Regions from separate parts of the Mus musculus genome. Here all the other regions are linked to region 1. Evidence: chromatin loops called from intact Hi-C (ENCODE). Cell type or tissue: left cerebral cortex. All regions are shown on one strand.

What was found. Hi-C counts contacts between places; a loop is a spot of excess contacts. Peaks named below come from ENCODE experiments on the same cell type or tissue, not always from the same donor. Only the 100,000 strongest peaks of a DNase experiment are listed, where the experiment ranks them.
Region 2: it touches region 1 in a loop (2.8-fold over the local background); 11 of 42 quality-filtered maps call a loop at or near these places.
Region 3: a loop joins it to region 1, with 3 times the contacts of the local background. A loop is called at or near these places in 13 of 42 quality-filtered maps.
Region 4: a loop joins it to region 1, with 2.7 times the contacts of the local background. A loop is called at or near these places in 11 of 42 quality-filtered maps.
Region 5: a loop joins it to region 1, with 2.1 times the contacts of the local background. A loop is called at or near these places in 11 of 42 quality-filtered maps.
Region 6: a loop joins it to region 1, with 2.2 times the contacts of the local background. A loop is called at or near these places in 3 of 42 quality-filtered maps.

What each region holds. Positions count from the first base shown.
Region 1 is chr11:62,918,558-62,923,557 of GRCm38, reverse strand. Tvp23bos (a long non-coding RNA gene) reads left to right here and starts at 927. Exons shown (of 3, transcript XR_388723.3): 1 at 927-2,322; 2 at 3,301-3,435; 3 at 3,961-4,811. In left cerebral cortex, CTCF peaks have their summits at 1,655 (motif pointing right), 2,340 (motif pointing left) and 3,723 (motif pointing right); DNase peaks (open chromatin) are centred at 2,312, 2,856, 3,118, 3,424 and 1 more place; H3K4me3 peaks cover 767 bases; H3K27ac peaks cover 1,229 bases.
Region 2 is chr11:63,170,274-63,175,273 of GRCm38, reverse strand. No RefSeq gene overlaps it. Among named protein-coding and RNA genes, the nearest start is that of Pmp22, 41 kb to the right of the region's middle. In left cerebral cortex, a CTCF peak has its summit at 3,078 (motif pointing right); DNase peaks (open chromatin) are centred at 71, 1,575 and 3,084.
Region 3 is chr11:62,995,591-63,000,590 of GRCm38, reverse strand. The region is part of intron 2 of Cdrt4os1 (CMT1A duplicated region transcript 4, opposite strand 1); the gene reads left to right. It overlaps Gm46284 (a long non-coding RNA gene), which reads right to left. Exons shown (of 2, transcript XR_001780234.1): 1 at 2,623-5,000; 2 at 451-2,485. Among named protein-coding and RNA genes, the nearest start is that of Gm46284, 3.8 kb to the right of the region's middle. In left cerebral cortex, no CTCF peak of the experiment used is centred here; DNase peaks (open chromatin) are centred at 2,445, 2,829, 3,822 and 4,504; H3K27ac peaks cover 238 bases.
Region 4 is chr11:63,001,628-63,006,627 of GRCm38, reverse strand. It overlaps Cdrt4os1 (CMT1A duplicated region transcript 4, opposite strand 1), which reads left to right and starts at 2,494. Exons shown (of 3, transcript NR_126547.1): 1 at 2,494-2,699; 2 at 4,391-4,523. In left cerebral cortex, a CTCF peak has its summit at 2,631 (motif pointing right); a DNase peak (open chromatin) is centred at 1,691.
Region 5 is chr11:62,979,941-62,984,940 of GRCm38, reverse strand. The region is part of intron 1 of Cdrt4 (CMT1A duplicated region transcript 4); the gene reads right to left. Among named protein-coding and RNA genes, the nearest start is that of Gm46284, 12 kb to the left of the region's middle. RefSeq lists an enhancer at 1-1,537. In left cerebral cortex, no CTCF peak of the experiment used is centred here; no DNase peak of the experiment used is centred here.
Region 6 is chr11:63,022,870-63,027,869 of GRCm38, reverse strand. No RefSeq gene overlaps it. Among named protein-coding and RNA genes, the nearest start is that of Cdrt4os1, 21 kb to the right of the region's middle. In left cerebral cortex, no CTCF peak of the experiment used is centred here; DNase peaks (open chromatin) are centred at 951, 1,091 and 2,155; H3K27ac peaks cover 295 bases.

The DNA of each region.
Region 1 (5,000 bases):
TATTTTAACACGTTGGCTTAGTATAAAATGATCCTAAGATACATTTTATGGGCTTAACGGGGTAAAGTTTGTCTTTCTTTGCTTGGAGTTGCTTCTCTCATCCCTCTGAACAGGGGACCCTTCTGTCTCATCTCTCCCAGAACTTTGGTGTCCTCTTCAATCAAATGAAAGATGGAGACGAAGCCAGCCTTGAGGACTGGACAGCGAGCAGCACTCTGGTATCACAGAGGCTCTGATTAAGTTGCACAGAATGAAGTCTCACAAGGGAGGCTAGGAAATGTAGTTTAGCTTGTGTCTAAGAGGGAAAAGGTCATGGGGTTTGGGGAATAGACAGTTAACTCTGCCACAGAAAGTTAAGTCCCCTGCTCCCTCATATATCCTAAGAGAGTAGTTACATGTTTCCAAACCTACTTTGCTGTTTGGAAACTATCAGTCTAGAGGACCAGGCACAGACTAACACAGCCACCCACATTCCCTTTCCCATAAAGCAGAACTCCTTAAAGACAACCAGATTTGAGAAAAGGGGAGCTATTAACAACAGCAACCATTATCAAGTGTTTGTCCCGGGTAAGCAACTTAAATGTGTCAACTCAGCCCTCAAAACAACCCAATGGCATAGCTGCTATCATCATCCCATTTTTCCTATGAGGAAACTGAGGCTATGACAGCTTACACAACGGGCTCAAATTACCCAGCAGTGGACAAGATCTGACCTCTCACACTGGCTCCAGTCCGTGGTGCCAGTCACTACTTTGAGTTGACCCCAGAATGAACATGAACATGAAGCACTGCCAGCTCTTTGTAGACGTCTACATGAGGCTGAGCAGGAGGAGAGGAGAGGTGGGGCTGAGGGTGGCATGGCATGAGGGGGCTGACAGCAAGCCCGGAGCAGGAAGAGCCAGGAGGGCAGCTGGTAGGATTACAAGGGCAAGAAGATGGCAGTGGGCTCCAAGGTTAGGCTGGGGGCTCAGCTGTGTCACTCAGCAAGCCCTGCCAGGAGGATTCTAAGACCCTGCTGGTAGCTGTTGTATGTGAAAGCACCATTCCTGGTGGCCCATGTCCTTGATTAAATTCATGGAAATTAGACAGTCTGACAGGGTGGTTGTACTAGTAGTTAATTGTCCGTGGCTAAAACGAAACACCCATGATTGCATACCTTATTATGGAAAAAGATTTCTTTAGTTCAAGGTTTCACAAGTTCAATGACAAGATGGTAGCATCTAGTATAGGCTTCCTGGTGGGTGCTATGGTACTGGTGGACAAACCACACGGTGGCAGCCTTCTCACTAGGTAGAACCTAAAGTTTCCACATCACCTCCCAATACCGCTTACCAAGAATCAGACTCCCAACACCTGCTCCCGTGAAGGACAAAGGACACCCAGAGGCAGCTTAGCCCAGCCTGGTAGTTCTGTCTGGTAGCTCTCTGCACGGTCTCTTCAGTACCTCGGCATGGCCTCCCAGTGGACAGACACAACCCGGCCCAGCTCTCTCCCAGCTTAGCGGAATGGGTGTCTTTGTCCTTTGGTATCAGGAGTAAAAAGAAGAACCGGTCTGCAAACCCAAGACTGGTCCCCACTGACAGTCAGCTAGCTGCCTCCTTCCCAGATGGTATGTCCCCACTGTCTTTTGCTTGCTCTTCACACAGAATCTGCTAAGCACTAGGTGGCACGGTTGAGCAACCATTAAAAACTATTTCCGTCAAGGCCCAGGAGAAAAGGAAATTGAATTGGAAGTTGGAGGAGTGAGGGTTAGTGGCAGAGAAGGCCGATCGGTCCCTGGAATTCAACCTGCTCACAGCCTCCATAAGCACGGGTATGCTGTGCTCTAAGCCGATAGGGCTGCGTGCAGAGGAGGCGCCCTCAAGAGCAGATACCGCCAAGCCAGTGAGGAGGAGCCTGCTGGAGAAGGCTGGGAATCCCTTCCCACCATCCTATCAGAACCCTCTGGTTGTCGCTTGCTTCCTCCTCTCAACCATGTCGCCCTGTTCACCCAGAGCAGAAATGCTGGCAGCTGTCATGGACAAGTGAGATGAGGCACACGTCTCCAGGATGACCCACGGGCTTCTCTGCCTGTCGCTGCCATTTTCAACCCTCTTCCCCTCCCCGCTCTGTTTTCCTGTCTTCCTCTCTCCCTCCCTCCTTCTTCTTCTCTCCCCACCCCACTCTCTTCGAAGGAGAATTATATTCAGCTCTGTGGGTTGTTTTTAATGCATTCCAGATGCCAGAAGAAATCTTGGCCTGGGCTCAGCGTTCTTCTGACTTCAGGCCTCTCCCCCACCTACCTCCCTGTCTGACTCCCAAGGCCACACAAGGAAAAATCAGGTGGGCTAGCGCCATCTGCTGGCAGCTTCCAGAAGCTTAAGGAAGGCGGGAGGCGGTTAAGGTGGGGCAGGAATGGTTTCTTGTAACTGGCGTGATGTACTCGGTTGGAAAAATTCGGATTATCTGGGAGAAAATGGTGTGTAAATCAAAACGCTTCAACCCATGGACACTCCGGTAGTGGTTGTAGTGGTGGTGGTGGTGGTTCTTCGTAGTAGTCATCATCGTTGTCATCTCCTCCTCCTCCTCCTCCTCCTCCTCCTCCTCCTCCTCCTCCTCCTCCTCCTCCCCCACTCTGTCCTCCTTCTCCTCCCCTTCCTCCTCCTCCTCCTTTTCTTTTTCTTTTAAATTACAGTCTGGGACCCAGCCGGGTGGTTTTTAACATCACATTCTTTGAAAAACAGAGATTTTGGCGTCTCAGCTTGTGTTCCCTAAAGGAAGCTCGGGACTCTGTAAATTAACTTTTAAGTGACCGGTCTGGCAACACCTAGTCAGCAGGAAAATTTAAAGGAAAAAATCAGGAAATGAAAGCGCCCACTGTAGTTAAGGAAATGTTATTGGAAGGGTTTTCAGGGTGGTATGGAGGCTGTGAATATAGTGGGTTATGCCAGGTCTTGGAAATGGAATCAGATCTCTTGGCAGTTGGGGGAGAGAAGGGCTGGGGAGGTCATAAGACAGCCAGGAATGAAGTTCCAGTGCCAAGCAAGGAGGCCCAACCTGGGGCCCCATGAGTAGCATGAAAACCAGACCTGACAGCTGTATGAAGCCCAAGCACAGTCCAGGCTCCATCAAGGGAGACCTGGCTGAGCATCCAGGATGCTGAGACTGCCAGGAAGCCCAGAACCAGGGACTGAGGGGCCCTGTGGCATGTGACTCTACCAGCACAGGCTTCTCATGCAGACATCTACAGAAAGGACTGTTTCAACATGCAAAATGCTATGCCCCCTTTCTTCTGGCTAACGGCATCTTTGTCTTTGTCAGCTCCTGGTGTTTGGTGACACAGAAGGAGCAAGCAGGGCAGATCGAAGGCATAAGTGAAATCCTGTGGTTTCTGAACAGGCCAAGATTCACTTGAATAAGAAATGAAAAACCGAGAAGATCGTTGAAGAGCACAGGGTGAGCTTTCAGCCAGGATTTATGTTGAGGAGTCGAGGGGGAGGGAGTTAGATAGTTCTGGAAAGCAGTGCCAATAACTAGAGAGGAGGAAAAATGCACTCCCTTTTAGACAGGGTGAATGCTGGAGATGGAACTCAGGATCTTGCAAGAAATCTACCACTGAGATAAAGAACCAATCCCAGAAAATGCACTTTTTAATTTTTGTTTTTTGGGGATTTTTTTTTTTTTTTAGTATGTATGTGTGTGCACTTGTCTGTGTGTATACCACAGGTACTGCCCACAGAGGCCAGAAGAGGGCATCAGATCCCCAGAACTGGCATTATAGATGGTTGTAAACTGCCACAGGAGGTGCTGGGAACTGAACCTGGGTCCTCTGCAAGAATAGCAGATGCTCATAACCACAGAAAAATGTATTGAGTGTATATCAAATCACCTTTAAAGTGGAGGACAGTGATTTATTTCAATAAGGTACAGTGATTTGTTGTGGTTTATAAAGGGATTTTGCCCCTCCCCCTTCCCCTTCAGTGCTTCTCTAGAAGGACTAAAACCTAGAAATTAATTCAATTGCCATTTTGAGGGGAGAAGAGAAGAAGAACGGCTACTCCTCTGAGTCAACGTCATGCATAGGTTGGGCCGCTGTTGTTACTATACCAAGAATGACTGAGGCTGAGTACTTAAAAGAAAAAACTTTGGAGACTAGAAATCCAAACAGCATGGCATCTTCTCAGATGAGAGAATCCCTTGTCTTCATCACCTCATGGGGAAAAACATGCAAAAGAAAGAGACACACAGGAAGCCAGAGCGAAGGAGAGACCAGCCTGAGGACCGCCTAAGTATCACTTTTAGATATCTCAACATGCCACCCACCCATCACCACACCAAGAACCCAGCTTCTAGCACATGGACCTTTGGGCAAGCCACACCCAACACCATACCAACATTCAGTGCAAGTTAGTTCTCAGGATGGACGAGGGGATAGTAAGACATTACTTGGTCCCACACCTTTTATTCTCTTGTTAGAATAAATGTGTCCCATCATGTAGGAGAAACAGCCCCGTGTCAATTTCTTTACCAGGACTAGTAGTTATTCCAACACGTCTGGGAATATTGGTCTGAGAGACATGGTCACTGGTGAGTCTCTGAGTGGGGTGGGAGCTTGAGCAGGGGGCCAAGTAGGATAGTGTCTTACTTAGGGTCGCTATTGCTGTGATGAAACACTATTACCAAAACCAAGTTGTGGAAGAAAGGGTTTATTTGGTTTACACTTTCCACAACACTGTGCATCACCAAAAGAAGCCAGAACAGGACCTCAAACAGGGCAGGAACCTAAGAGCAGGACCTGACACAGAAGCCATGGAGGAGTGCTGTCTACTGGCTTGCTCTTCATGGCTTGCTCAGTCTGCTTTCTTATAGCACCTGGGACCATCAGTCCAGGGATAGTACCACCCATAATGGGCCCTTCCCCATCAATTGCTAATTAAGAAAATACCTCACAGGCTTGCCTGCAGCCCAATCTTACGGATGCATTTTCTCAGTTGGGGCTCCCTCTTCTCCAGTGACTCTAG
Region 2 (5,000 bases), 250 kb before region 1:
AAGGTTGGATGTCTCAGGTGATCCTCAGTATATCCCAGAATCCTGAAGGAGGCTCTAATGCCAGTGAACAAATGGACTTGCCAACATGCAGAGAGCAAGTGCTTCCTTGTTCCATGCCTGTTCCAGAAGGTGTGGACGATTTGAGGCTTTTCACACTACAGATGGTCTAGATTTAGGGTGAGTCTTCCCACCTCAAATGAAAACTCTCAAATGAAAACACCTCAAGAAAACTCTCTCACAGGTGTAACTGCTTGGGTTTTAGTTAAGTCCAGCTGTTCCAAGAATAGCTAGCACAAATCCACCCCTTGTCAACTTAACACATAATCATATATCCTTACCTCATGTTTAATTTCCAAACAGAAACAATAACCGAGTCATAATTATATCCATGTATCCAACATGCAACTCAAAATGCATTATATATTTAACCAGGTCTGTGGGTTATAAGAGCATCAACAGACAAACAAAAACAAAACAAAGATAGGAGTTCTGGAAAGGGGGTGTGGTTAGGGAGATATGGAGAGAATTGGAGAGAGAAAATAGGTGATGGGTATTGATAATATCTAATATGATCTATTTTATCATAGACTAAAAAAGAAAAAAATTTTACAAGCTAAGATTGCCCCAGGCCTCAACACCTCCTTATGTAGACTGTGCTTTGCTCTCTCCACTGCGGCCCCATGGAATGCATTCCCACCCAAGGGTAGATTGGAGTGGAAGCAAGAGGGGCATCCCAGAGAGATCCAGCAGTTAGAAGCTCATGGTCACTGATTCAGCCCAGATCAGGTGGGGCAAAGCTTGGAGTCGGTTATGCCGAGTTACTCATTTCTTCAGTTTGTATGTGACAAGCAGATGAGGTAAGCATTGTCTCTCATCCTTCCTGTGGCTCTTTCTTTCCTTTCCTTAAAATGGAAAGGCAGGGCACCAATGCTCTACAGGATGAGCACTTTTACTGGGTCCAGATTTTCTGCCTGCATCACAGGGGAATCTTCATGGAATCTGCTTCCTAAGACATTTTCCTCACAACTAAAATGAGATTCTGTGCCTACTCCTGTCATCTGTCCCCTGCATGGCCTGTCCCACTTCCCTTCTCCAAATACTGTGGATGGGGCCTTCTCACCTCTCACTAAAACTCAATAATAAAAACACACACAGAATTCAGAACAAGTTAATAGGAAGGCGAGGCAAGGAAAGGATGGCTGAAAGCTAAGATTTTTGTTATCTGTTGAGTTCAAGCTCACACCCAAACAACCAAACTCATGGTACTCACCCCCTGCAATGTGAGGAGCAGAAGAGCAAGGGCTTGACTCATACACATCTGGACAGGCAAGAGTCAGGATGCTGTCACGAGGACGCTGTCACCAGCTGGCACCTCTGACCACAGACAGATGGCAAGATGGGAAGTCACTGAAACCATTGCACGAGCTTCCCTGAAGCCAGGCCTGAAGTTTTGGAAGGGGCTGGACCTGAGGTCCACATGTGGGGGAGCAATTATCAACATTTGTGCCAGCAGAGATTGCAGCCAACAGTAACAGGAAGGACTGGACTCTTTCCATGCCTCAGCACATACTTGGAGCTACCCCAGCTCAGTGTGAGCATATGCTGAGGTTGACCAGTTGCCGATGGGATGATGAGTCAAAGTGTGGTTGCACGGGAAAATAGTAGTGGTGTCAAGATGGCCTCAGAGATTGTAAACACTGAATCAGGTATGTTAAGATACACATTTGATGTCCTATTTTTCCACCTGTTAATAGACTTAAAAAAAATCTAGAATGTGTTAGCACAGCCTTGAATGACAAGACAAAGTGCAGTATTGGAGATCAGATGGCAAAACCCCAAGAACATCATTAAATCAGAGCAGGCCTTGTCTTACCCAAGACATTCTCTGCAATGAACTTCTACTAGAGCAACAGTGATCCCTGGAGGCTTGTTGTGTAGATAAATAATCCTTGGGCAAAGTTCAGTTATTTTTGGTTTTCAGGTATTCCTAGGGTCATAAAACTATTTTGAAGGTCTGCAGAAATGGGCCAGACATAAAGATCTCTGGCTGGACTTACAGAGGATCAGGGTTCATCTTCAGCAGCTACATGACAATTTACAATCATCTTTAACTCTAGTTCATGGGGCTCTGACACCCTCTTCTCAATTCTGTGGGCATTGCATGTGTGTGTTGCGACAGACATACATGCAGGCAAAGCACCCATGCACACATAATAAGGTAAAACAAATTTAAACCCTCCTATGTATACCTATACATTCTCAATAAACAAGCCTTATCTCCATGTTCAAAAACTCCTTCAAGGAAGAGCTATATGGATATTGTCATCTGCCTGGATATCTGTAGTATACTGTGTTAGCCCAGAGGTTTGGGGACAAAGGCCAAAGACGGTATGGACCCACCCTTCTCTGCTGACCAGGAGCTTGAGCTTGTAAAAGTCTGTGCAAAACACTGGACAAAGCCAGCTCCTAGTTCTGAATTCCAAAGTGAGCACCATACCTAAGATCACCCTACAGGGCCCTAAACTCACTGAATAAGGCTATAACCTTATTACCTCACCACCACACCACTGCTCCTTCCTCCTCCCCTTTAAGAATCCCTTACCCAAGCCCAGACTTTCCCTGACCTCCTCCTGTGATATCAGAAAACCCACCGAGAGCTGTCCCCAGTAAACCTGCCTTTATACTTACAATTTGGCTCAATTTGGTTTATTGCATTGATGGAGAAGCCTTCCACACTGCTCATAGCATACAATTGCTAACAACGCTTCTTCCCCAGTCTAGAGAAGCCACTAAGAAAACATTTTCCTTTCTTTCAAAGAGCAGTCTCTGAGTGCCCACCCCTTCAAGGACTCGATGAGGCCAGCACGTGTAAGCATTCATCCAGTCCCTCACCCTGTCCATCTTTGGCTTCTTCTAAACTGCAGGAGGGTTGGAGAGACTGTGTCAAAGAAACACAGCGTTTTGGACCAGGCACTCATTAAACTTAGCCTGTGAATAAAAACACAACCCAACTGCAAAATGCATGAGGCAGGTCAAGGACTCTTAGGAAAGATGAAAGAGATTCCAAATGTCAGTTACAGCCACCAGGGGGAGAACTCAGAATGCTTCTACACTGCAAGCTCTAGAAACACATAGAAATCAGATCATTTCTGTACAAAAGAATGTTGGGGCCAGAGAGATACCTCAGTTAAAAGTTCTGGCTGCTCTTCCAGAGGACCCATGCCTGGTTCCAGCATCCACATGGTGGCTCACAACCATCTGTGACTCTAGTCCAAGGGATCAGATGCCTTCTCCTGATCTTTTCAGGCACCAGGCATATACACAGACATGCAAGGCCACAGAGGAGTGCTACTCACTGGCTTAGTCCTTATAGCTTGCTCATCCTGCTTTCTTATACACCCCAGGATCACTAGCCAGAGGTGACACCACCCATAGTGGTCTGAGCCCTCCCACATCAATCACTAATGTGTGGGGATTTTTTGGTTTTTGTTTTTAAAATGATCTTCAGACTTACCTATAGGACAATCCTATGAGACATTTTCTCAATTGAGAATCTCTCTTCCCAAACAACTTTAGCTTGTGTCAAATTGACAAAAAGTTAACCAATGAAGTAAGCAATCAGAACTTCCTGTATCTCCAGTTCTAGGATCTCCACCCTCTTCTTTCAGGCTTTGCAGGAAACTGCACTCCAGTGTGCTCATCTGAACGTAATTTTTTGAAAATGTACCAAAAATGATTGTATGTAGTGATAATTTTGGCATTTTTTTAAAAACAGCAATATTATAAGAATATGTTTCATTTTAATCCCAGGAGTGGGGTATGGGACTGCTTCAGATTGTCCACACTGCTGACTGTGATTTGCCTCATGCTCTAGTGGGGATGTGATTTTTGCCAGCAGCAGATAGTTTCTGTGATTGTGTGGTGTTTGAAATTCTGGGGACCTTTCAGAGGATATATAAATACTAGGGCCCTGAGAGGCAGGGTGGATTGTTGGTTAGTTGCTGTTGGTTGGTGGTGGTGGCAGTTTGTTAGGTACACAAAGAAGAAACAAGAAGAAATTAGATATCCTGATGGTGAAGATCAAACTTGCCCCAAGGAACTTAGTGCCCCTAGTCAACAGGAAGTTGTCCAACAATAACATAGCCCCCTTTCCTCTCTATCCTTTTTTCTCTTTTATCCAGTGTTAGGGGTTAAAAGGGTGCACAAGGGTGAGAAAATCAAAAGAACCAACAAAGTCCGAAAGACCAGCGACCATTTTAAATGTCAAAACAAAGCCAAACAAAACTATTTCCCAACTCTATGCATGTGATGGGTCATAGGAAGTATTACCCCTCTATATGGCACACTGGTGTACTGCTTACCAGGATGGGACTGAATGAGAGTACAAGAGGCAAGAGAGTCCCCATGACTAAAACTGCTGAAGACCCTCAAGGGACAGATGTCTTTCTTCAGACATAATTTTCCACAGAAGGTCACCCTGAATATGAGCACACAGGCCTGGCTACGTTGCCATTAGGTATCTCTGCATCCATTCGCTTTTCATAAAGGACATAACGTTCTGGGTTCCTGGCTCTTAAGGTCTCTGTTTCTGAGGGCTCTGATGTCATATAAAACTTTGGTTTAATAGATGTGCAATGCTTTTCTCCTGCCCGTCTTTATCATAAATCTTACAGCAATCGGGACAAGAGATTTACCTTTACTCCTCTGTGTATTTTAAAACATGAATTATAAAAAGGCATTTCTTACAAGCTGAAAGGGGCTCATGGGATGAAAGGGGAAACGTGAGGTCAGAGCAAGGTATACGGGACACTTCTGCACTTTGTTTAAGACTGAAAGCTAAACAGCTGTGAGTTCAAGAGTTTTAAGAATCCCAATGTCATAACAGACAGAAATAATAAAAAGATAACATGGTCAAGACACCGAAGAAGTATTCGCAGTAAAAAAGTATGTAGTTCGTGTCAAAGCAGGGACATCACAAGATGTTAACTGTTTAAAAGCTT
Region 3 (5,000 bases), 77 kb before region 1:
TCTGACTCTTGGCCACCACAAGGTAACTAATGAGCTTCCTCAGACTCAGAGAAGCAAGGAAAACAGCCCTCTGTGTACTGAGACCTCTGAAACCATGGGCATTCTCCTCTAAGCTTGGAAAGCTATTTTGTCACAGCTACAAAATAGTGGCCAACACACTGAGCTAAGAGAACCTCATAGTTGCAGAGTTGTTAGCTAGGGTTGCTGTCGGAAGCCACCACGTGACTGCTGGAAATCTAACCTGCATTCTCAAAGAGCATCCGACGCTATTAACTGCTGAGTCATCTCTCCAGCCCCACAGTGCTGCTCTTCTAAGTGTAATGTCTCCATTGGGCACACGCACCAGACAGAATCTTTCTTACCCTTCCACACCAAGGGAAAAAGTGTCTCCTTTCAGAGGTCCCGGCATAGCTGCCGATGTGGTGATTATACAACGCATCACCTACTTCATGTCACTGTAAATGTGTATGTTTATTGAAACAATTTTCAGCTCATGACCAAAATCCCTTTAGTTCAGTCCAATTCAGAACTCTGATACGAAACAGTGATATGTGAAACAGATACGTCTCAACTAGAGCCCTGCCTCAGTAGCCCCACGATTCACCTTATCCAACTCCCTTGTCAGTCCTGAGCCTCAAGGTGGGAGACACCCACACCCACACCCACACCCACACCCACATGGGCCTGCAGCCCAAATCTGCCAGTTCACTATGTTTCAAGTTGCATGGAGCATCCCCACAGCTGCCAACACTGATATCTGCGAGTTCTACTTCTAATCAGGTCAGAATTCCATGGCTGCTTGCTGGGCACGTGTCCTGGGTGGTGGCTGCACCATGCCCTCTTCAGAGGGGCTGTGATCTGCCAACTTAAGGAGGATCCAGAGTGAGGATTTTGGAATTGGGAAGATCATGGCACCCATGTTGTGAGATCATGCATCTAACTGAAAAAGGCTGAGGTCTAGGAGGATGGCGTCTTTTCTTTACTTGTGGGAGTTGTAGCGTGTTTCAGTAGGTCTCTGAATCTCAGAGCAGGTTTCCCTCAGTAGCTGTCCTTCAGTACTGGCAACAAGTGAGAAAGTTATACATATTGTGTATCCTTCCATATAAGCAGAGTCCTCCATATCCATAGGTACTGTGTCCAGAGTCAACAAACTTGATTGACAATATTTTTAAAGAACGTTTTAAAAAGTATTGAACACACAGAGCTTTTTATTGTCATTATTCATCAACCACACAGAAGAATAACATTTACATAATCTTCACTTTGTCATATTTATAATCTAGACATGATATAAAGTAGATAGAGGACCAGGTTAGAGTCCTTTGCTCTGCTCAGCTGATATGAAGCCTTGGCTGTTCTGTTATGCTAGATGGGGCAAGGCAGGCAATAGGAAGTACCCTGCTGAATGTTGTCATTGTCTTTTCCGGGCCACAGAACTAGACACAACAGAAGAATAAAGTGACAGTGTTACCAGTGCCATTGTGTCTGTGATGGAGAGAATCAGGAAGCTATTGGTAGGAGAAAGTGGGCTGCAGGAGGCTTTGTCTCTAGGATTAACAGAGGCACTGCAGGGTACTGTACTGATCCATGTTCAAAGTGGAGCTGGCCTTCAGTACAGAACAGAAATCAAGCTTAGGTTGTGGGCCCCTGAAAGTCACCCTGTCGTGCAGCAACTAGCATTCTGCTGCTCTTCTCCCTAAGCCTTCAAGGTTTGGCTTTTATGCCCTACACAGCGCTATGCTTTGGGAGTCTGCAAGAGCCCCAATGGCTATGTCAAAGTAAAGGAAGATAATTCTTTTTCTGGGATGATACTGGTGGCCAGGTTGACACGTGGCCATCGAGACAATTTTGTGGACTATGCAAGCATCCCTCAGAGTTTTTCAGGAAAGGCTTGGGAACTTCCCACTGTCCTTGGGATGAAGACTCCTACTCCTGATAACTGCATATGAAAAGAGCATGCCCTCCGAAAGTTTGCAGAGGTCAGAATCTGTATTCACAGGTTGTAAGAAAACCAGCTACTTACAAGCAGCATCATTTTATTTTGCAATCAATCAATCACACCCACACACCAATGGAGATCAAAAGGTAATGAAAAAAGAGAAAAGGGAATGAAGGGGAAGCAGGAAGTAGATAAGGAGGAAGGGAAAGAAGAAAGGAAAGAGAGGAAGGGACAGAGGAAAAGGAAAGAACCATGACAATAAAGAGTAATGTCAAGATTAAAATGCAGCCCATGCCCTCACTACAGAGATCTGGGAAAGTAAGCAGGCTGCGGGGAGAAAACATGAAGGCCAGAACTGGCATTTCTGCATGAGAGAGCTAGGGAAATGGAGGTTGGAATCTGAAGGCTGCTGGAGGCTGGGGTCTGGCACCTGCCCAGGTCTGGCATGAACGCTCAAGAGTCCTCAAGGTCTCCTTTGTCAATGTCCAGCCCAGTTGTCCAGGACAGACCACCAGGCAAACGCTTGGCACTTCTTCCGTGTTGTCACTAGGACCAGAAAGGGAGATGCTGTCACCAAAAGCCAGCCTGAACTAGGGATCGGCTCCATGGTGCTACAGAAACAAACACGGAAACCGGGGCTGAATATAAACTGAAGACAGCTCTGCAAAGTTTTAAAAACTCACCCAGCCACGAAAATTCAATTTGGCCACAGCTTCAACATGACCTCACTCTCTTTTATGAGCAGCTGTCCTGAGACTAATCCTGCCTCCTCCCATCATCCCCTCTGCATGAGGAAGGGAGGTCATGAGCCCTCGGCAAATCCACTCTTACAGTGCCCCCTGCTTCTGCAAAGCACTCCTTATGCTGCCCGGACCGTATGCGTGTCCAGTGTCTGTCTCTACCACAAAAATAGAATTGCATGTCTGCCATGTCCACCCAAGGCCCTGGCACGCTGCCTGGCACAAGCAAGCACTTGGTGTGCACTTGCAGGATGCCTGTCAGCATGCTGCATTAGGGCTGTGGAATTATGTCCCTTCTGATAAAGGCTAGAGAAAGAAAAATAAGCTTGGAATCTCCTCATGAAGGCTTGAAAGGTTTTTTTAAAGGGACAGACTAACCATGTGTTTTATGTATGACTTTGTGTCTCATGTTCCTTCTGTTTTCCCAGTACCTTAAAAGAAAAAGTACATAAAAGGTGTCCATTATTCTTATTTAGATAATAGAATTAAGACTAGGAGTAGAGTTTACGGCAAGGCAGCCTATTCCCACCTACAAAAAAAAAAAAAAAAAAAATGTGTGTTTACTAACCTCTTGTCACTGAAGTAGTCTCTTCTTGGTACTTTCTGTTTTGAGTCTTAGAGCTTGCTCTTAAAAACTCCCTACTCAATATTTGAGCACCAATTCTGGCCCAGTACACATACCACACTCCAGGGAACACAGGAGAATGTGGCCAGACTTGTTCAATACCTACGGGACCACAGGCACAGAGCAATCTGACCACATGAAGAAGAGTTTCGGGGAAAGCTGCTTAACAATATACCCTGGGCTCAGCAATTGCAGACCAAACCCAGCAGAACTATCACCGATAGAAATTTGAGGTGATCTGAGAGCAGGCAAAGTATTGAGTTCAAAAGTGACCCCCACACTCGGTACTGAACTACTTGAGGACCAACCAAGGCTCTCTTACTTCCACTATCACCCACTTACCAAAGTAAGCTTGTCTCAGGATTCTAAACAGTAAAGTGAATATGCACAGGTTCCAGTGTGCAAAAGTATAAATAAAGAGTCAGCCACACTCAGACCAACTTCCCTCCAGCTGCTGCTGGCTCTCAAACTGACTGTTCTCTACAAAAAATATCTGCCCACTTGGCCCATGTGCAGAAACAGTGCCAGGAGTCAAGTTCCCAACTTGTCTGAAATCCTGCGACATCTCAGGTCCCTCTCTCTACTGAAAAGAATGGGTTGGGCCGCTCTGGGTCGCTGAAAGGTTGAATGGAGACAGGAAGCGCATGAGTCAGTAAAAGAACCACCTAGAAATGCCAGAGGTGGGGAGGGAATGTTCACTGCCTCTGGAATATAAAGTCAAGGTCATACCACCTACACTCAGTTTGTGTACCCACAAGGAGGCTCTACATGGAAAAGTCAGCCATGCTTAGAGTGAGGTACAGAGTGTGGGGTGGCATAGAATACGGGGTGATGAAATTCCAAGTGTAGTCTGTAACCTTTACGGGAAGCAACATAATTTCATAGTTAATTTGCCTCTTGTTCCATGTCTGCAGTACGTGGCCAAGCACCCTACAGTGTGTGCCAAGTGTCAGGGCCCTGTGCGGACACAATACAGGTGTTCTATATTGCCTCCTGGCTCTTCCCAAAAACCCAACCATGCCCCCTAGAGATCTAGCAATGTCAGCCTGTGATTTCCAAGTAGTTGGCTAAGGCCCTGGGTCCCAGATAAAAGAGATATGAGCCAGAGAGGGGTAAGAAGTAGGAAGAGGTGTTTCAACAAACAGAAAGTCAGCTTTGAGTTTCCATCAAATCTGTCTCCTTCCCCCTCCCCCACAGCCCTTCCGTGGCTTTCTCAGTCTGTGCTCTATCTGCCACAAATAACTTGAAAGCTCTAAAAAAAAAAAAAAAAAAAAAAGTGTCCTTTGGTCTGTACAAACAAACAGATTCCTTAAGAGTCTAGGGGTGGGAACTAACTTAAAGCCAGAACCAAGTGGTGGAGAAGGCCCTGTTGGCTTGGACAAAGCTTAGAGAGCACTTTGTAATCTTTTTGTTACAGTTGCTGACTCACACAGGGAGCAGCTGGAGGGCTAGGGCATTTAAGCCTTGTTCTTTATCTCCACAGATGCATGGTCAGTAACAGTGCAGGGGGCAGGTTTCTTCCCTATGCTGGCTCCTCTATTTCCCATGTTTGCTTAGCTACCTTGAAGGAGCCCTGACAAGACCCAGAAATCCTCTGGCTCAGGAGCTCGCTGTGTTCTGCACATCCTAAAGGAGGAAGCTGTATAACTGTGTGACATTAACCCTCCTGCATAAGGACCCTGGACTGCAAAAACTA
Region 4 (5,000 bases), 83 kb before region 1:
CGGGGAATGGTTTTGAGACTTCAAAAGCCCATGCCATTTCCAGTTAGTTCTCTCTGCCTCATGCTTGTGGATCAAAATATAAGTTTAGCTACTGCTCCAGTGCCATGCCTGCTTGCCTGCTGCCACGCCTTCTTCCATGATGGTCATGGAGGCTCTGTAAGCACATGATAAACTCTTCTATAAGTTGCCTCGTTTGTGTACATTCCTCTTTCTTTCTTCTTTCTTTCCTCCTTCCTTCCTCTCTTTTTCCCCCACCCTGCCTAATATTTTTAATGTACTTGTATTTTAATGGTAGTCTATCATATGAGGTCAAGCATGGAGTCTTCTGCCTGTGGAGTCACGTTAACATGCAAAACATTTCCAATGTTGGTATCTTATGGATTTGGGACTTTTAGATTAAATGCCCAACTTATAGCTGTAACCAAACCCCAGAACTATGAACAAGCCATCCAGGATTACTATGCATCTAAGAGGTAGAGAATTTTGCCATTATGTGTAAGGCCCTATATTCCAAAACCAGTACCATAAGATAGATAATAGATGGATAGATAGATGAATGATAAGCAGATATATGATTGATTGATGGATGATATGTAAGCAGATAGATGATAAATAGATATGGATGGTAGTTGATAGATATGATAGATTATAGATAGATAGAGGCAGATTATAGATATATGATAGATTAGATAGATTGGATAGATAGATAGATAGATAGATAGATAGATAGATAGATAGATAGATAGATAGATAACCTTCCACAAACATTCAATTGCTTGACAAACACACAAAATAATTTTTCCTTTGTTTTTGATTTGGTCCACACAAATGCTAACTTGACTTTCATTCCATACAACACAGACCTTGGTTTTAGGCTATGTTAAGAAAACTTTGTTGTGAAAGTTGTGGCAATGGCACTGGTGTGGCATTCCATGCAGGCATTTGTGTGGGGCAAGGATGGACTACATAGGGTATTTGTACATCACACCACGTCTTCTTACCCAAAATAGCAAAGCTTCCTGGTACCTTTCCAGAGTCCCCACAGGGAAGTCCACACAGAACTGAAACCTGAAACCAAGGAGACACCTGTTCTCTCAAACTTAGTCCAGTCTGCCCAGTGGCTGTCCCACACCAGCATCCCTTGGAGATGCCATGAACTTTTTATAGCTCCCTTTGAGAATTTAGTCAGAAGTGTTATGGCAGGACACAGGCACCCACTTCCAGGGATACCAAACCCCACTGGCTTGCTAGGCAGCACCTTAGCATTCTTCGGCCCTCTTGTCCATCATTGCAATTCCTGCCTCCCTGCCAAGGTTGTTGCAGGCACAGCCCACTCTTCTCTCCTTGGATTTTATGATCCATATGGTGACAGCAAGCTACAGAAAAAGATGTCTCCTCTATCAAAGAGTTTTGGAAGGGTCTCCTCTTTAAGTACATTGATTTTAATAGAGAGGCCAATTTTAATTTATTTTTATAAAAGTGAGGAGGGCACAAAACACCCACACATGCACACATGCACACAAACACCTGAACTGCAGTGATGGCCAGTTTCTGAAGTGCGACTACTCCACTAGTGAGTGGGTAATTTTAAACTACTAACATAATGTCCCTGATTGATGTGTGCAATTGCCAACACTCTTGAGATTTTACAGTGAGCTAAAGACCTTTTTTAGACTCACTGAATCCCTACACATGGCTGTGATAAAAATGGGGATAATATAAACAGCCGCCTCACGGAGTCTGTGATGTAATACACATGGTCCACAGCCGTGTCTGCTACTCAGTAAACGCAGCCATAATTCTCATTGCCTCTGGCCTGTGATGCAGATATCAGGTGACAGGAGCCATGCCCTGGTGGGCGTGTGTGGGTGGAGCCAAGATCCTCCAGCTGCTCCACCGAGGAAGGCAAACACCAACAACCCCTGAAGATATTCCACAGGCCAAGAGGCTTGCTCCTGGTGCAGGTCCTGCAGATGCTTGGGAGCTGTGATTGACACTTGAACTCCCAGGGAGGATGCTGAGGTGGCACTGGGATGAGGGCAGGTGACTTTCTTCTCCTCTGAACAGGACTCATAGCTCATTCACCCAAATGGAAGAGCTCCCAGGCTCACAGCCACCCTTCCTTGAATGTCAGCATGGTCTCTAAAAATAGGAGGCAAGGGTCCAGGATCTGTGCATTGCCACTGGTTGTTTGGAGCTGACTGGGCACATCTTGGACAAGAAACAAAGTTTAAGCACCTGTAGTGCCTGTGGTATCAGAATTCAAACACAGAGATGTTTGGAGGAGGGGAACAGGTATCCAATACATGACTCAAATGACTCCCAGGAAAGGGTCCCCGAGAGTCAGGCTCTCTTGTAGTTGCTTCTCCAAGGAGCCAAGTTTTACTTCCCGGATCTCTCAAAGCAGCTCAGAAGGCCCTGGTCAGAGACACACAATGGGAGCCTGTTTCCGTGGACACTTCAAGATTCTATTAGAAAGAAGCAGAGAAGGACAAATGTGTAAAGATCTGCTTTTGTTTCCTACACTCACCCACTCCAAACATTAACCTCATACCAACCTCCCACTGTACACAAGGGCCACAGGAAGCCTGGACAATGCAGAAGAGCTAAAGGAAGTGGATAGGCTCTAGCTTGGGCCACAGGGTGGCCCCACAGCCTATCCAGTGTACCCTGAGCAGCCAATCACCAAGAAAATGAAGGTGAACGTTCTTTCTTCTGATTTGCGTTTTCTGCCTTTCTTCTTCCTTCCTTCCTATTTTAAAGATAGTATTTTGAAACTACTAAGCTGGAAAGCTCAAATTTTGGCCCTTCCTATCATACCTACGCAGCGATGTGGCCTGGGACAACTGAGGGCTGGAAGAAGGTTGTTACTTTCTGTGTTTCTTTTCTCCTCAGTGTAACAAATTACCCAACAGAAGCAATTAGAGAGGAAAGCTTTATTCAGGTGCACAGCTCTAGTAGATAGGGTCCACGGTGACAAGGAAAGCCAAGTGACTGGCATGACTTTGGCCACTGTGGTGGGGGTTTGCAGCCATGATTTGTTCCCATTTTGTCAGGCAAATCAGGGATCAGAATCAGAAGTAGATATCACCTTCAAGCCAAGGTCAAAAAAGACGATTATGTTAATGAGCAAAACAATAAGGGGAGAATAAAAATGAAAAAACAAAAGGGTCAGGCAAAGCATTTGCTTAGTATACACAGGTGCCACGGACTGGGCTCAGTCGGCCCCCCTCAATCTGTGGGAAATCTTCTGCTGTGGGCCAGCCCCAATCCACCTCCCTCCACCTGCGGAAGAAATTTCGGGGTTCTGGTTACAGGTGGGCAAGGAGTTGGCGAGAAGGGGGGTAACAAACAGACAGGACACCAGGGAGTGCTGTATCTGGATGTAATTTTGTCAAAGTTAGCATCAGTTTTATATAATACAGAAAACAAAGGAGTAGGGTATCACAACAGGCAAGGTACATTGAAGTATCTGACACAAAACAGAGGAATGACTTCAAAGGACTGGCAGGAACCAGGCAATGTTTACAGTAAAGATAAAACAGCCCTGGGTAGAGTCAGCTAATGTCAGGTAAGGATTTCACACCCTAGTCACAATTTATGCTACTTCTTTGAGCCTTGTGAAAGCTAGCACCAGGGGCATTCTGCTGGAGCAGACCTTATCCTGAATAATGCAATACCACAGCCCCCCTTTTTCCTAGGCTTTGGTAAATTCTTGCATATGAGAGTAACTTGGCTGTTCTTAAGTATCTGTAGGGAATCTCCATTTGTCAGAAGAATTCACCAACTTTCTTCTAATATGTGATGTAGTTTGCAATGCCTGACTGTAGTGAAGATTCTAAGTATACTTTGCTAAGCTTGCCCTGAGATTTCTAATTCTTATCCAGTAAAATACTGTAAGAAAGCATGGAAGACCCTCCACAATATCACAGGGACAAATCTGGGGCATTCTAGCTATGGGAATGCCAAGGTTCCAGGAGGCTAAGTTTCCATGAAACTCTCTGCCTCATGACTGCTTCCAGGCCTTTAGGCCTGCCAAGCAAGTCACTACTGGAGTGGATGTAGCACACAGGGTCCTTCTGCTGCACAAGAGGAAGGAAGGAGGCCAGGCAGGCTCTAGGGCACTCTACTGCACTGTTCACGATGGCTAGGGAACTGATATCCAAATATCATCAAGAGGCCTAATAGTTAAACACTAACACCATTATACCCTTAACAGACATTTGGAAGAATAAGATGACGTTCCACAAGCAACAAGTTCTGAGATCTCAGAGAGTTTGGAAAAGCAAGAGCAGGACCCTGTATTATAGAATATGTTAGTATGTGGATGGGTGAGGGTCATGTGTGTGTTCATCGGTCTACACTTTACTAAGCAACCACTGTGTGGCAGGCACTGTTCCACGCAGTACGGACACAACAGTGAACAAAATAGACAAACGCTCTGCTCTGGTAAAGCTTCATTCAGTGAAGGAGAACAACGGTCAACAGAAGGTGGAATCTCTGCTGTGCCGTGCGGTACAGAGGTATGTGTGTGCGCGCGCAGGGGGGGAGGGGTATGGAGTAAGAAGGTAGGCACCTTAGAAAAGACACTCAGGAAATAGCAGCACACATGAGCAGAGACATAGAGAGTAGGCAAGAGAACCAGGCAGCTGGAGAGAGAGATTCCAGTGAGGAGGAGGGCAGGTAGGGAAGCGTGAGGAGGGAGCTTGTTGGTGTGGGTGAGGCTCAGCAAGGTCACGGGGGCTCGGGCAGAGCTACTGGAAGGGAGCTGAGAGAGGTAAAAGAGAGGTGGAGAGGCCGGCTGGTTGTTGGTTGGTCTTTCACCTCAAAGGACATGTGAAGTAATCTTAGAGTTCTGCAAGTAGACTAAGAGCACATCCCAAAATGTGTACACTGACCCATTAATGAAAGTAGCTTTTAGGAAGCTGAATATGGCTCAGGGGAGGCAGGTTGGGGATTCTGTATTCTATTTACTGGGCATGTGTGTGTGTGTATGTGTG
Region 5 (5,000 bases), 61 kb before region 1:
CAGTGCCCTACATTGGCTCAGAGCCCAGTGCATTTACATTTACCTCTTGCTCTAATGTCTGCCCTTCTCAGTGTACAGGATCTGCAAAGTAGGTTTCCCATACTTATAAGAGATCAAACAAGACTAATATATGCCTTTCAAATCATCAGAAAGAAAAGCCAAGAAAGCCATGTACATAAAAGTCTAAATAAATCCCAGTATCCCAGTCTGCACCAGATACTGAGCAAGCTGCTTATAGCCCTGCAAGGAAGCAAACCACCTTGGATGGGGAAAGATGGAACAGAATCAAGAATCAGGAAGGAAAACATTCTGCTGAACCCGAATGGACAGATGGACAGCTCGAATGGACAGATGGACAGCTCTGGGTCTAAATGACAGCCCTGATGTTCTCCACTTCTCTGCTCAGGACATATTGCTCCCTTAGGCAGACCATCACTGCCTCCAAATGGCTGCTTTTACACACAAATTATTATGCTGAACTGGTCGAAGCAACACTTCACAAATTCCCTACCAGAAGAAGTTCTGAGCATTGCACAGCTCTCAGGAACAATCATTGAACACAAATATTATATTTACTCAAGAAATACTCCATCTAACATAATGTTTCCTTTGATGAGGTAATACGAAAGACCCATTAGACATAAAGCATACATGGGCTGTATTATCGATAAATCAAGTTCCAACTTAAAAATTAAATTTCCAGAACAAACCAAACAGGTACAAAGGAGCCTTTCTACCTTTTCCTGCATGGGCATTTTGGGTAGACTCATACATTAATCAACTAGTCAAGTAGGAAAGATATAGAAGAACAACCCTAACAGCCCATACCCAGGAAACAAACATGAAAAGATTTAGGCAATCCGTGCCCAGAGACCCCCTTACTGCCTGACAGCTGGCTCCTAAGGCGTGAAATGGCCACACAATGACTAATCAATCAGAAAGAGGAAGTCCTGTTCCCGCTGGAACAATGCAGGTATTGTGAACCCAGAGAACACATGGGGGAAGCAGCCAGAATTTCCCAGGGCTGATCTCAATCAGAGGAGGTCTAGGCAACCTCCTCTCAAATGCTCAGAACTCCTGAATGGAGGGTAGGAACCCAGACTTTAGAGAGAGTGAGCAACTGACCCTTCAGACCCTTCTAGAAGCAACGAATTAAAGTAACCACTCACTCCGATTAGATTCCGCTATTCTAGCATTATTGACAGCTGGGTCCCAGTTGATGCCAGAATGTGACAAAGCACTGTATCACTAAACACACTCAACTCTCAGGTCACAGGTGACTCCAAATTATGATTGAACCAAGTTCCCAGTTGTCTGAGGTGAATGGTCTACAGATGAGCCACAATCCAAACTGTCATTTTAAAAATTGAAGGATTTTCACATTGTCACAAAGGCCCTTCATACCCAGCAGTAACTGTCACTCTAACACAACTTGAGGGATAAAAATTAAACGGAAAGACACAGCGGCATTTGGCAGGGAAGGCAGGCTCCGAGCAGGACCTAAGCATGGTGCAAACCAGAGGATGGAGGGAAGTGCACAGGGCTCAAAGCTTAGTTTAAACTCTGCCTTGTAAGTGCAGTTCCTTACTTCTCTCCATCTGGGGTCACTAGAAAGCTGTGAACAGGAAGTAAATTGCCAGCCCCTTAGAAAAGCAATTAGAGACATGTGCCATGGTGGGTGGGTGGGGAGATTGGCCATCTCTTTGTTTATGTTTCCCAAATTTAAGTATGTATTTTGTCGCCTGCATTGGTATGTGCTCCTATAATAGACATTATATATCAACATTGATTTGGGGTGATATATTTTTAAATCTCACAATCCCAGTGCCATCTGGCAACTACCGTCTTACACTTACTCCTCAGGGACTGTCGCTTTTGCTCTGCCATTATTCGTATCTTTTCATATCATTAAGTATTCCTCATAATTATTTCAGAGGCTACTCAGCAATCCATCCAAGGAACAAATTATTATTAATGATATCTCTGTTTGAGGATTTTTTAAGGTGTTTCCAGTTTAGCCACTATAAGTGATGTGCGGCATCTTTTAAATTGCAGGCCTCAAACAGCTTTCTGATTTTCATGAGGCACAGCAAACACTGCCTGCTCAAGCTTTCTCCTCTGCAAAGATTTCTACATGCCCAAAGCCACTTCCCCTCTGCTGTGAGCTGAGCTCTGTCGTCCTCCTCTCTTATATTCATGGATAAAAAACCAGGTGAGATGCTTGCCTGGTAGACTCTAGGGCTCCATATTACCAGCTCCAGGTCTCCCCCTCATTGTAGTACAACCACACAAGAATAAGAACAGGAGACACAATGGATTCTGAGACCTTCATCAAAGCAAGGCAGAGGCCTCCAGGAAGGACCTTCAGGCTGAAGGATAGTGTGGTAAAAGCCCTCAGTCATCATTCCTGTCACAGAGGGCCAAAGAAGTATCTGGGAAGAATCAGTTTGCCTGGTGGCCCAGGCCTATAATCCCAGCAACTCGGGAAGCTAAGGCAGGAGGTTACAACTTCAAGACCAGCCTAATAGCCAAGTAAGACATTGACTTTTAATTTAAAAAAAAAAAAAAGTATTTAAGAAGTAAAAACTTGCCTGGCGGTGGTGGCGCACGCCTTTAATCCCAACACTTGGGAGGCAGAGACAGGCGGATTTCTGGTCTACAAAGTGAGTTCTAGGACAGCCAGGGTTATACAGAGAAACCCTGTCTCGAAAAACAAACAAACAAACAAAGTAAAAACTTCCTGAAGGTTATATGCCCTACCAAGCATGCACAGAGACCTACATTCAACCCCTGATACCAACAAATAAAAGGACCCCAAGAGTCAGTTTTTGTAGGGAGATGACAGAGCAAAGTGATGCTCTCATGAGATAATCAGAAAGCTGGATGCTTTGTGGTATGACAGGGACAGAGCAACAGGGCCCAATAGCCCAAGCCTCGGGAGCATCATGGAACCCAAGAGCCATCTTTGAGTCTCTCAGCACAAAGCCTATGGAAGTCTCATTTGGCAGGATGCCAGGTGACTGCCGAGCAGGCCAAGAAGCCACAGAAAGCAAACCAAAACCACTGTGGGCATGAGCTGCTTAGTGAAGAGACCCCCAGCACCACACACTCCCAGAGAAGCAGGGGCTATCACAACACTGTCATACAAAGCACACCTCGCAGAGGCCCTTCCTGAGGCTATGAGAAATTGTTACTCAAGTTACAGTTAGCAAAATAAGCCAGTGTCAAATGACACCATAGGACTCCACTATCTGCGGTATTTGAAAGCCTGACTCACAGAACCAGTTGCCAAGGGCCACGGAAACAGTTGCCAAGGGCCACGGAAACAGTTGCCAAGGGCCACGGAAACAGTTGCCAAGAGCCACGGGAGAGGAAAGGAGAGGGGCTCGCTAGCAACCTTATCGCTTCATGCCTTCAGTATCACTGACACTTGGAGATTACCAAAGAACATTTCTCCAGCCATCTCTCTTCTGAAAGTAATTCTAATCTACTATCTGCTGAACAAGCTCTTCCCTGTGCTGTCGCATCTCATCAAACCTGTCCAAAGCCCAGCCTTGTGTCTGTTGTCATGCTGTACGTCTGAAAACACGCATCCTCTGTCTCCATGCCCAGTTCTGTTAAGTGCATGGCCATGCTTCCTGCTCGCCCAAGTGGAAACTCCTTTTTCCCTACTGTACACCAGTTTTAGGGTCTATTCCCCAAACTATTCTCTTTCTGGTTCAATCTCCATTTGAAAGCTACAACTAGAAACCTTTATAAATCCATTCATTTCTACAAACATGCACCAATGCTCACTGAGTGCCAAACACTAACCAGGCATGAGCAGGGAAAGAAAATGAGCAATATCTGATTATGTCACACTCTTATTTAAAATTCATTATATACTGCCTAAAATAGAAAAGGCAAAACTCCCAGAGCTTTGGGATTACAAACTCCTCAATACCACGCCCCAGAAAAGTATCTCCATGTTGATTACTTTTATGTCAACCTGACACAAACTAGTCATTTGGGAAGAGGAAATTTCAACTGAAACAACGCTGTTGTAAGACTGGCCTATAGGCAAATTTTCTTGTGGGGCATTTTCTTGATTAATGATTGGTGTGGAAAGGCCCAGTTCCCCATAGGTGGCATCACCCCTGTGCAGGTGGTCCAGGGCTGTATAAGAAAGCAGACTGAACAAGCAAGTCATGAGGAGCAAACCAGTAAGCAGCATTCCTCTGTGGCCTCTGTCTCAGTGCCTGCCTGCAGATTCCTGCCTTGGATTTCTGATCTGACTTCCCTGAATGATGGACAACAATCTGTAAGATGAAATTAGCTCTTTCCTCCCCAAGTCGCTTTGGTCATGGTGCTTTAGCTCAACAATAGAATCCCTAACTAAGACAATCCGCACCTTGACTTCTATAGCTAAGTCTGCCCGGCACACACAATACATACATAGATGAGCACATGCATAATACATGCACATCTGCATATGAGTGAATATATATGAACATATACATGTGCACAAATTAGTACAGACTTGGGTCCATGTATGTACATTAGCGCTTATACACAAATGCTCACTTACACACAAATGGTGATGTTCGTGCACACGGGCATGTATATACAAACACAGATCCATACTTCACACTCTCAACATCCATCACTGGTGGCAGAGGAAATGACTCCCATTATGCACTAACACATGATAGTGAATAAATCATCAGGGATTAAAAGGCTCAGGCTGCACCTGGACCTCAGTGACCTGATCTAATTAAAGTCAAATCTGAAAACTGAGGCTGAAATTAGGAGATACTCATGACCACCACCACTACTACCACCAGTGTTCAATCATGTGAGCATGCGCGCACGCACACACACACACACACACACACACACACACACACACACACACACACACACACACAAAGATTTCCAGGAAGCTCTACCAGTACTTTGTCAGATCAGAACAAAGAATATACCCTGTCTCCTGGCCCCCATAACACAGAGAGTCCTCTGAA
Region 6 (5,000 bases), 100 kb before region 1:
CTCTCTTGAGAGATGAGGTTATGGGTAGAGGGAACAGGCTCCTGAGCCACAGGCAATGCCTAGCAAAGACTGAGCACAGGGGAGATGTTAACTCTTTGTTTTCCATTGTCATCCCTACCCCTGCCCCACCCAGCAGGATGCTAACTCAGAGTGACCTCAGCCTTCTTTAGTGCCCCGAGACCATGCTAACCTCTCATTTTCATATGAGAGCCCAGAGCAGAAGACATGTCGTATGCAGTTGGCATTGCATGAGCATCTCTGAAGTATGGGGATGGACACTTGTCTCCTGGCCAGCAGATGCCCCATCACATCTTGGTCAACATGTTGAACATCAGAGGAGGCCCAGCATATAAATGCCAGAGCATGAGGAGAAGGGATGAGAAAAATGTTACTCCCGTGAACTAAAAGGATTCCAGGATAGCACACTGCTATCAAACAGACAAATCCAGAAAGTGTCAGCTGGACTCAGGGGCAAGGAGAGGGGCACAGACACATGCATAATAACTAGAGCCACAGAAAGAGTTACCTGGGCCAGATCCATGCTTTACCAGACCAATCTCTGGGGTAGCTTTTCATATGCCCATGTTCCCTGGAAAGAAGAAGCTGGGGGCTAAGTGTAGCAGCAAATAGCTAGAACACAGTGTATGCTGAGATAATTAGCCATTTATGCTGCTTCATGAACACACATCGAGAGGACCAGGTGTGGATGGCTTGGGTATATCTATCTGTTTTCAGAAAAATCTGTTAACAGAGAAGAAAGAAGCTAAGGGAGCCATTGGAATCTGGATGACTGGGCTGATGCCCAAAATCAAGGAGTGTCCTGGCTGTGGTGGCTAAAACAGTGTCATCTCTCCCAGAAAACTGTCAAAGTGGCTGTTGCCAAGGACATCTCCTGGCGGCTGTGTCCCTGGGCTCAGGGAGGATGGCGTAACACTGACTCAGCTCCCTAAGTCTGCACTGGCAGTGCCTCGTGCTCCTTTGCATCTAGTACTGGGCAAAGGGTACTTTATCTGGATGGCTCTCGGCAGTAAGATCTGCTGGTAACGTGCTAGAGTGCTTGAACTAAAGTAGACTTCAGGGTGAAGTGGCTCGGCTCGCCCTTGGCTAGAGAGGAAGTGTCAACCCAGCACGACAGTGTGACTCATGCTCAGAACTGTGTCCCAGCCAAGGAGAGCTGTGCTGTAGCCAGAGATGGGTGGCCCGAATAGCATCTAGAAAGTCTGTCTGTATTCATCCAGCCATGGAGAGGAGAGCAGGGAAGAGATGCAACTGACAGACAAGTCCCCCAGAACCCTTCTGATATAGCAATGGCCCACTAGCACACCTGTCACTAGTCAGCAAGGCTAATTCTCACCATTCTGGGTTCAGCTCCACAAAATTCTCCTGGCCACTATGCCCTAGGGTCCTTGAAAGTAACACAGAAGTTCCTTGAAAGGTGCTATGGGTCTTTTGAGTAGGCCTACTCTTATAACCCTATATCCCTTGACACATCAGGCACTCTGAGTCTGGTCAACTGAATCATTTGCCCCCAACTGGAATGACTCTATTTGCATCCTTCTGTAAGATTCTTCCGTAAGAGCTGATTGAATCTTCTCATTATTACGTTTTGATGACAAGCATCAGCTAGCTTCTCTCATCTGATGAATTTGGGCCAGAGTTCTCTGATTTCTTTTTTTATTTAGTGAATGCAGGTTAATGCCTCACAGGGCATCAGCCATGAAGACCAGTCACGTATGAAGAATCAAATCATAGTCTATTGCCTGGACAGCAATAGTGTGTTCTCAGGTCACCGTTTTCTCTGTCCTACCTTCTTCCAGGTGCCTCTCCTCACTTTGTTCCTGTGCTCAGGGTCTAATGGGTCTCCTTATTCTTTCTTTCCTAATAAAACTCTTCTCAAAGCTAACTTCCTAGGGAGATGTGTTAGAGCAATGTTGTGGGGCTTAGCTGTCCTCTTCACACAACACATGAAAGGGAGGAGGTGCGGACTGAAAGAATGCCTACACAAAATCACCTTCTCTTCCAACAGTTAGAGGTAGCGTCATCGTCATCGTATATGGCTCGCTATGCCTTAAGAGGAGGCCCCTCCCAGGGTGCCTTTCAGCCTCTGGGAAGTCTGTATTCCTCAGGGCTCACTGCTTCCTCACACACAGACTACTCTGGATTTCATCTTGTCCTTGTAAGAAGTTGCATAATCGTAGGCTGTCACATAAATACTCGTAGACTATAATATAAACAACACCCAAAGCCTCTTGTTCTGTGCAAATATGCAGTGTGATAAACATTGGCTGGATGGATAATGATTGCTTCCAATTTGCCAGCTGTCTGGATCTTGGTCAGGATTACTGCTGAACAGTTTCTGACATATAAAACATGGACTGTTGAGTGGGTTCACATGTAATGATTGCAGAAGAATGGGTTGGTTCTATTGAGCAAATAGAAACCTGTTACATGGTAGAAGTTGAGGGGGATGCTGACATGTAGGTCAAGAGCTCGAGCCTCTGTCTGCATGGAGATGATTTTCTAGAGTCAGTTGTATTTTATTCCATGGATAACTCGTCTCACTCTGAATATAACTAACTTGAGGATTTGATCCCCAGTCTACCAAAGAGGAATGAGGTCAGAAAACACAGCTCGTGTCTCACATGCTGTTAGATCTGACCTTAGATCTGTCTGCCTACAACACCAGGGGCATTTCTGCTCCTGGTAATCTTTACAAGGTCCTGTAAACTTTCCTATGAAATAGCAAAGCACCTTCTTGAATGTGCCCACCTAAGCTGAGCAGGGAGTGCAAAATAGCTGCTACCCAGAGGCTGAGGGCTTCCACAGCCTAGACATGGCCTGGGGTCTCCCTGCAGTATGAATGTGGGTTGGGTGGGGGAGTCAGACTGAGAAGAAAAAAGCTTGGGGACCAGATGTCAGGAGACAAGTTGTCACATCTGATTGAAGGTTGGTTTCTAAGTTTCTCAGAGCCCCAGAATAACAAGCTGGATAGTAGTTCTTCAGTCAATGAGACAGTAGGCACTGTTTAGGCGCTCAGGTGGGACCTGATTGTATAATCTGAATGTATTCCATGCCACTGAACTGTCCTTTAAAAATTACTAAGTTAGTGCATATATTTTATACCAAAGCCAGTAGAAGAGACATAAAACAATAAATTCAAACAGAAGAGGCATCCAATGCCATCAGTGGGATGCTATGGATCTCCCTTTAGATTCCAGGCAAAAGAAATATCTCTGTTTCAGGAAGGCATGCCTTGAAATTGGATTGAAGAGGGCTGAAAATGAGAAATCCAGCAGCAGCATTCTCTGCCCACCCCCAGAGCCCATAGGACCAGCTCTGAACTCTCAGGCCACTTCATGGTCAAAGGTTGGTTCACCCAGGCACCAATCGTAATTATTAAAGATAACAGCTAGCATTTGCTGAGCCCTTGCTCCCTGCAAGGCGCCAATGGTTAGCCCTGCACTTCTCAGATGATAGGGCTGAAGTGCTGGGTCCAGCCTTAGGGAGGAGCCAGGACAAGGCAGGGCAGCAAGACTACAGGACTGAGATTATCCAGTGGTCTGCCTGGCTGCCTTCCTGGGTGGTCCCCCTCACAGTGAACAGTAAGTCCAAGATTGTGGATGGTTGAAGACTGATAACATTCCAGAAATTGCTTAAAAGAATGTGTGTTTCCATTTAAAGTCCAGTTTGCTTTGTAATTAAGATTCCCCCCACAAGAATTCAAAGCCCTGGGACTTGGCTGTTGTAAATCCAGGGTCCTAAGTTGCCCGAAGTGTTTGCATTTATAAAGAACCACAGTCCTTGGTGAGGGAAAGCAGAGCTATAGGAATTGATAAGCCCTTGCCCTGGACATGGGAAGGGTCTTTTTTGTGAGTCTCGGTCCCACTGAATCCTCCCATTGTCTTAGCTCCTTACTAACAGACCCCTTAGTTACTGATAAAGCCCAGGAACCCTCTCCCCCGCTGCCTGGTCCCAACTTCTCCAGACATTCAGTTGCAGGAGCCTTTTGCAAACACAACATCTGGTGTCTCATCCTCCAAACAACCTGGCAAGGGTCTGCCTCTTTGAATCCGAGCCCTCTGATATTGTCATTGTTCTCCCAGCTCTCTGCCTCTTCATTTCTCATTCTTGTCCACTCTTACTATTTCCCATAAGCACTAGCTAAGCCCATCTCGTCAAGAACTGGCAGGCAATTGGCCTTTTTGGCATCTGCATTGTCATGACTCATGTCTCCCATTACCAAACCTCCATCGATGCGAGGCCACCACCTCCTGCAGCACCCAGAAGCTTGCCCTCAGGAGATGTTCCAAAATAGCCATTTGAGTATTAATTCATTGTCCTAGTGTCCCTCAGTCCAGAGACCTGCAGTCTCTTTCAGAGCAACGATGTTCTGGTTTTCCATCAGCATGCGGGCCAATCACCTAACTGCAGAGAGGGGGTGATGAGGGAGAGCAGAGGACTCTACTTCTTAAAAGGGTTCTCATGGGGTATTCCTCTCTTTGACTCTCACTTCTAGAGATGTGTGGTACTGCTGCACTTCCAGAATGTTTGGAAGGTTCTCTGGTTAAAAAAAAAAAAAAAAGGCTCTTCTCACACCACCACCCCCAAGATTAGAAATAAGTTCACTAAATTTAATGTTACTATTTGTCTATTTGTCTATACATGCACCCCTCCCCCCCCCCATTTTCTTTGTTCTTTCAGTGTTCTCCCATCTTCTTTAGTCTCTCCTAACTAATGTTCATGAAACATGATGACCTACGCCCATACCGCCCCTTTTTTCTCAGTGCTGGGGTTGAACCCAGGACCTTGTGTATGCTGTGCAAGGACTCTACGATTGAGCTGCATCCCCAGCTTCCACCTGTCTATATAGACAGACATCCCAACTGGTCATTTGGCCTTTGCTGCTAAGGTTTTTTTTGTACCTGATTGTATCTGTCATACCCCAGCTATATTATAGAACTCAGGTCAATCAACCAATCACGATGCCTGCCTGCCCCTGT